Regions from separate parts of the Homo sapiens genome. Here region 2 is linked to region 1. Evidence: chromatin contacts called from ENCODE Hi-C data. All regions are on one chromosome and are shown on one strand. The core of a region is the stretch at or near the end of the contact, and the rest is flanking DNA. Distances in the headings are between cores, read along the strand shown.

Evidence for each region. A loop is a pair of places that touch in the nucleus more often than their neighbours do. Pooled maps may share reads with other maps.
Region 2: a map with no recorded cell type shows a loop between it and region 1 (2.8-fold over the local background). The contact joins two enhancer-like sites. A Hi-C loop is called at or near these places in 1 of 168 maps with a recorded cell type or tissue (GM12878), 1 of 37 single-sample maps with no recorded cell type and 6 of 50 pooled maps.

What each region holds. Positions count from the first base shown.
Region 1 is chr7:148,259,357-148,262,720 of GRCh38, reverse strand. The region is part of intron 20 of CNTNAP2 (contactin associated protein 2); the gene reads right to left. Among named protein-coding and RNA genes, the nearest start is that of C7orf33, 330 kb to the left of the region's middle. Within about 2 kb of position 1,945, at least 3 of the 41 ENCODE cell types and tissues checked have a DNase peak (open chromatin) inside an H3K27ac peak, as active enhancers do.
Region 2 is chr7:148,771,237-148,775,071 of GRCh38, reverse strand. The region is part of intron 9 of CUL1 (cullin 1); the gene reads right to left. Among named protein-coding and RNA genes, the nearest start is that of CUL1, 74 kb to the right of the region's middle. RefSeq lists enhancers at 1,351-1,400, 1,721-2,920. Within about 2 kb of position 2,336, at least 6 of the 41 ENCODE cell types and tissues checked have a DNase peak (open chromatin) inside an H3K27ac peak, as active enhancers do.

The DNA of each region.
Region 1 (3,364 bases), core at 696-3,195:
GGGGCTTTACAGATGTGATTAAGATAATAGGGGAATTCTCCTGGATTCCCTGGGTGGGTCTCAGGTCCCCACCAGGGTCTTTATAGGAGGGAGGCAAGAGGGTCGCAGTGGAGAGAAGATGTGACAACGGAAGCAGAAGTTAGAGTGACGTGAGGAAGGGCCCAAGGAACGCAGGAGACTCTTAGAAGCTGAGAAAGGCAAGGAAACAGATTCTCCTCTCAGAGCCTGCGGAAGGCACCAGCCTTTCTGATTGACTTCAGCCGTTTGCGCTGACTTTGCACTTCTGGCCTCTGGAACTGTGAGATAGTAAATGCATGTTGTTTTAAGTCCTTAAGTTTGTGGCAATTTGTTACAGCAACACTGGGAAACTAATACAAGAAATTAAAAAATAACAGACCTTGTACAACCCAAAACCAAAACATCTCTTTCTCCCGGCAATTTCTTCAATAACAACGTTAGTGTTCTCCATTCTTCCTGCCTCCCAGATGAAATGCATTAAGAGGCCCAATAACTGAATTAGCCCTGCTTTTCTGAGAGCACCCAGTTGATTAGAGACACCTGCTTCCTTGAACCCTCCCCACCATAAGCCTGATTCCTAAAATAAGCCCTTCCTGACTCTTAGAGCCACCCCGTCATTCTCTAAGGTATATGGGTCCCTTTGCGTCAATTATCAATCAACTCGTTGCTTCCTGGCTCCCAATGCACCCTTCAATATAAGCTCTATGATAAACAATGGAATTCCTTAAAGATTTTGCTTTTAAGGTGAGCACAATGTCAAGCTTTCTCAGTAGCGTGCTCTGGAGGGACACTGCAAGAGGAAGGGGCTTACTGCAATTTCCAGCACAGGCTCGAGGAGGGGGATAGCAGAGGCTCTGCCCAGAGTGCGAGGACATGAGGTGAAGCCTGTCTGAGTCGCAGGCCTTTTAAGAGAACCCTCTGTGACCCTAGCGTCTCAGCCATGGCAACCTGCCCACAGACCTCTGGACGTGTGTCTGAACCGCCCTGGTAGCCCCTCACTCTCACCCCCACCGCCATTGCTATTGCCTGCTCCCCCACCTGCACTCCAGAGGGCAGCCAGCCTGTCGCTCCCCCAGCAATTCCGGACCAGCTCCAGCTTGGCTAAGCAGGGGTCTCTGCTCTCTGCCAGGCAGACACACCTTCTCCAGCAAGGTCCTGAAGGGCTTCAGAACACGCCACCTCCAGATATGCTGGCTTGAGATGGGGACAATTTTGAGCTAAAGGCACTTGAAAAACAACAGATGCGTTGGGCGTGGTGGCTCACGCCTATAATCCCAGCACTTTGGGGGGCAAAGTGGGCGGATCACCTGTGGTCAGGAGTTCGAGACCAGCCTGGCCAACATGGTGAAACCCCATCTCTACTAAAAGACAAAAATTAGCCGGGCATGGTGGTGCACGCCTGTGGTCCCAGCTACTTGAGAGGCTGAAGCAGGAGACTCGCTTGAACCCGGGAGGCAGAGGTTGCAGTGAGCCGAGATGGTGCCACTGCACTCCAGCCTGGGTGAGAGTGAGACTCCATCTCAAAGAAAAAAAGAAAAACAACAGATGCACAAAGGACACTCTGACCTCCCCTTTTCTTCCTGAAAGCAGGAGATGAAACTTTCATATGGAAGATGGCTTCTCTCTACCAGGAAGAAAAGAACATTCTTCTCTCCAGAGGCGGGGAGTTGAGGCCGAGGGAAATCGGTACAAACAAAAAGTGTTTTGACAGTTAAAAAGCTCTTGTTAAAATAACCCTTGTCTTTAGTATCTCCATATAGTTAGTTACTTTTTCAAAATTACTACTTTTTGTTCACCCTGTTGCATAAGCACTTAGGCCTGGCTGCTTTTGGATCTTGGTGTCCTGTGAAGGCCCTCACATGCCTGTAAACATTGGCTTGCGTTTCCTCTGTTAGTCTCTCCTACGTCAACTTAACTCTCAGGCCCAGCTGGAGACTGTCAGAGGAGACAGGGGCAGCTTTGCCTCCATTACGGTCAGACACCCACCGAGGTTGTCCCTGGATGGGCTCCCTCAGCCCTAGGGGGCCACTAGGAAACTGCACGGATTTCCTTACATCTTGGAGTTGCTGTTTGCCATAGTTAATGCTTCTATTTATCACCCCATTTTAACCGACTGTGGTTTCCAGCTCCCGTTTGACTCAAACTGCTAAGCCCTCACTGCAACAAGGGATAAACCCAACTTTGTCCAACTGCAGATATAGTTCTGGTCTTGGCTGGTGGGATTCAATAGTAGGAAAAAGGAGGAAGCACATATTGAGCAACTGCTGTGTACAAGGCTTTGTGCTGATCTTTTAATATGTATTGTCTTATTGAATAGATATTAGATAGGTATGATCTCGTATCTTTGATATTATAAAGTGTCCAGTCACAGAGTAAGTACCAAGGCTGGCACTCTGACTCCAGAGACAAAACGGTGAGCTGCAGGCCACAGTCTCTTGAACTAGCCCAGTCACCTCAATTAGGAGAGGGAGAGGATCAGCTACATTTTAAATATTTACATTTAAAAGAGAAAATACTTTAAATCAGATATAGCGAGAAAAGCTTAACATGAAAAGCCTAAGGAAATGACATATTATATGATTTCACTCGTATTGCCAGGTGGCCACCTCTTTTCAAATGAACCCTGGTGCATTTGCCACGGTTAAGTGTAATAATTTCAAGGTAATTTCTTTGGGGTCCAAGTGAGCTCTTTTGTAGAAATGTATTTTGCTGTACATTTAGCTGGTGGTCATTTCACTGGCAGTTAAGAGGCGATAAGAGATTGTGTAATAGAGGCTCATTAAAATTAAAGACTGTGACTCCATGTACCCCAGGACAACCTTGAGTGAACACTAACTTGTTCAACATTTGCCATGAAGCCATTAGAAGCATACTGATTTAGGCAGGACCTTGTGTCTTACACGTGGAGCTTAAAGCTTTAACGTCTATTCAGGTATTATTTTGCAATATCCATTCATTTCCATTTTTAAGCCACAGTTTGCGTTGGCAGAGTTTGAAGGGATTTCATCAGCCGTTTACGCTTTGGGGATGCAGTGGAGAAGCTAAAGAAGAAATACCTAAATGGCGTGGGTTCTCCTGGACCGGTGGAGGGGCCGGGCCCCATCTCCTGAGATGAAGGACACAATTTCAAGGCAGATCCCGCTTTTTCCATGGCCTAGACAAAGGCCTAGGATTTCTTGCTGTTTTTCCTAATCGTTAATTTTAGGGAATACTTGGAATTAGCTCAGCGATATTGAATTTAGAATATATCATCTTTTTTCTTCAAAATATCATTTTATTCCCAATAAAGTGATTATGGAGAGATTGGCTTTAGGTGTATGACTAAGGAGTTTCTTTTTTTTTTTTT
Region 2 (3,835 bases), core at 1,087-3,586, 510 kb before region 1:
CTAACTCAACTTCCCAATCTAAATCACAGAACTTTTTCTGCTAATGTACTCGGATCTACCCCTTAGTCTTCCATTGAAAAATAACTTGCCGGAGCTACCTAATTTCTGCCTATCAAATTCTCTATCTGATGTGCTGCCTTTTGTAAGTATTATACCATCACCCCAATCCTGGAGCCAGCTACTGAGAGCAGCTTCTGAAAACCTCTCCTGTTTCAACACAGCATTTCTCTCAGAACTGCAAATAAAGTTCACAACATTTCTCCCCAGTCAGTGTCTGCAGCCCAACACTCCAATGTTAGACCCAGCAGCCCTGCCGGGTGTTGAAGTATCTCACAGACCCATCTCTGTTGGGCCACACTGCAATACCTGTTAGGCTGAGGACACTAAATCAAGATATGGTTTCAAAGAGGACTTGTGCTTTTTTGTTGCTACTTCTGCCCTGAAGACCAAGTGTAAGGAGATATTCTCTTATAGCCTGATTTATGTTCATTTACAGAGCTGTCTTTGTGGGGGAATACAGTAACATCCAGACTGCTGAGCAACTGTGTGTTAAACATTCAAAATGGAATCAATTGTATAGTCAAGAATTAACAGGAACTTACAAGTCTGCATTATTTGACCCTTCTCCTGAACTTTATTTTGGCATTGTGCTATAAGCTGGTGTCATGGAAAACTATCAAACTACCCAAGGACTTGACATCCTATTTCCTTGTGAGTGTACTGCTGATGATGCTGTCCACGGCACTACCATGCTTTTTAGGATGAGCCACTGGAGAAAGTATCCTCAGCTCTGACCATCAAGAAAAATCATTCTTCTGAGTTACTAGCCGATCGTACCCCACGGCGCTGGCTGTCTTTAATGGCAAGCTCTCTGTACTGACTACAACGATTTCGAGGCAAATCATGACCTACCTCTAACAAGAGTAACGGACTGCATTGCACACACTTTGAGAATTATATTAAGCTCTATTTTGTGTCTCATATCCTTATTTTGCTATTCTCCGATTTATTTAATTTATCTTATTTTATTTCACGTATTGTGTGAGCAGCCCCAAGTCCTTTTCGGAGCAATGGGAAGTGTAACTAAGATGTAAGTATACTGATAAGGTGTCATAATAAGCTCTGAGGACACAAAACTGGATAGAGCCATCTCTGCTACAATAGAGGGACGTTCACACGGACATCTAAAGCATAAAGCAGTGTCACATAAACAGTCCAATGTGCCATTATTTCAAGGGGGAGATGCTACCATTCCAAGGTGACTGAGAAAACTTTTGAGCTGGGTTTTGAGAGATAAATAGGTATTTCACAGGTAGAAAAAAGAAGGACTGTCTCTAAGAAGAGAAGACAGAAGAACTAGGAAAGCAGAGTGAGGCAAATTTACACAATGGTGAGTTCCAGCTGAGAAGACACACGCAGCGGGGTCAAGAGTCGTGCAGCCGAGACGGCAGCCCTGCAGCAGACGGCCTTCACCATTATCATCCACAGATCCTCGCTGGGTAAGAGGCTAGGCCCGAAACCACAGAGCATAAAACTATAATGAGGCGTGAGCTTCGCTCTCAAGGGCTGTACCACCCATGGTGCAGTGACAGGAAGCACAGGAAGTTATAACCACATGTACACTTGTAATGAGAGTTTTACAAATAGGGCTTAGGATAGAAGAGTTAAGGTCAGCTCTTTCTAGAAGGGAGGATTTGAGCTGGCCTTAAAAGCAGGACTAAGACAAGCAGAAGGTAAGGATGACTGTGTTATAAGTAGAGACATTAGCCAGAGTTTTGGGGTAGGGGAATGATATTATAATAGTTTCACTGGAAGACAGGGTTCATGAAAATGTGGGCTAATTAGAGGATTTTGATTTAGTGTAATATTATGATTTATATTATCACAAGGAAGGGCTTTATTCTGCTTTGTTTAAAACAAAGGATGAAAAGAACACAGAGTAAAATTATAAATGTATTAAGTGGTATTTCTGAAAGACGAAACTGCTAATTATCATGAGGGATGAATGGGAATGGGAGAGATGTGGGGCCATTTGGGAGGTGCAGTGATAAACGAAGCCCAGATTAAGATGGTAGCCTTGGGACTGGAGAGAAAATGCATAGAAAACAGTAAGAGCCAAGGGAGGAGGAATTCCCATGCTCCACTGACTCATCCCAGAAGACAGAGGAGGAGACAGCTTGCTACCGAGACAGGCAGGCTGCTTACTGCTTTGAGGAGGATTCTGAGGCTACGTCCAGACCCTGCAGGAAATTATACCCTATTAGATTACTAATGCTTATGATGAACAAGGCATGAGGGCAGGGTGACTCATGCTACACAGCTGCCACCTCTGTGCTAAGGAATGGAGAAGAGGTGAGTTTCAAATGAACCTGCAATGTAGGCACTAAACTAGGCAGATGAGGTCACGGAGATGTGACAAGGACAAAGGCAAGGCATTCTAATTCAGAGTTCTTGACATCACGTCTACTACAGGAATGCCCTAAATGCTTGCTAAAGAAATGAAACAACGATTTCAGTTTGATCTGCAAAATTTGTTTGCCCTTTGATTTGAAACACTGACCACATCATGCAGCTAAAAATACTCCTCAATTTGGGATAATGTTTCAATAAGCCCATCATAAACTGAATGTGTGGGTTTTTTTTTTTGTTTTTTTTTTGAGACGGAGTCTCTCTCTGTCACCCAGGCTGGAGTGCAGCAGTGCAATCTTGGCTCACTGCAACCTCCGACTTCCAGGTTCAAGTGATTCTCCTGCCTCAGCCTCTGGAGTAGCTGGGATTACAGGTGCCTGCTAACACGCCCGGCTAATTTTTGTATTTTTAGTAGAGACGGGGTTTCGCCATGTTGGCCAGGCTGGTCTTGAACTCTTGGTCTCAGGTGATCTGCCTGCCTTGGCCTCCCAAAGTTCTGGGATTACAGGTGTGAGCCACTGCGCCCGGACCTGAATGTGTGACAGTATTTTCAATGTACGATGAGTTTATTGAAAGTATCATAAATGCCTATTGTTTTCATGCCATTTTAAAGTCAAAAAAATCATTAAGGTGAGCCATTCTAAGCAGGAGACTGTTTGCAGTTGCTTTGGTCAAATAAGAAAAATTAAGAGCCTAGCACAGGGCCAGGCACACACAGTGGGCATTCAATTCTTTTTAAAATGACCACGTGAAGGAATGGTCTCTGCTTTGAAGATGCTCCCCTTCAAGCCTCACTAAGTGAATGGAGGCCATCACCTTCTATATTTTAATATAGACTATTTTTTGATACATTCCCAACCTGTTCCTGGGCCAGCAATCATGCATGGGGTTACTTGCCTATTAAACAAGCCATTTCTCCTATCCCTTGCTCAGCTCGAAACCAGTTTGAAATCTCATCCTTGAATATTTGTGTGCAAGGTTCCCAAAGTCCTCCTGGTGCCCCAGTGCAATAGGCTAATTGATCGCCTCACATATCAGTTGAGCACAAATGCCCTTGATCACGAGGCTCTCTGAAGGCTGGAGAGAACGCTTCCAAACAGAGTGGAATCCTGACGGACAGTCCCCTCCCCACTCCGAGGTTCGGAGGGCTCTCTCTTCAGTTTCACGTCACTGAGGGCTGCCAGCTTTTAGGTGGCGAGAGGGAGATGCCATGAGGGAAATTCCCCTTCAGCCAGTTTTCCAGAAATAGCCTTTAATGTTTAAATTGGTTTTAACTAGGGAAAAGATATGCCTTAAGAAAAATTCATAAGTAGGTTCTAAAACTTCGAACACAAAAAATATTTGACTTACATGATAAACTGGAAACCTCTACGAATTTCAGTCTAGGCCAGGTATTAGCAGTAAAGCTGGTTTTCTAACCAAATTA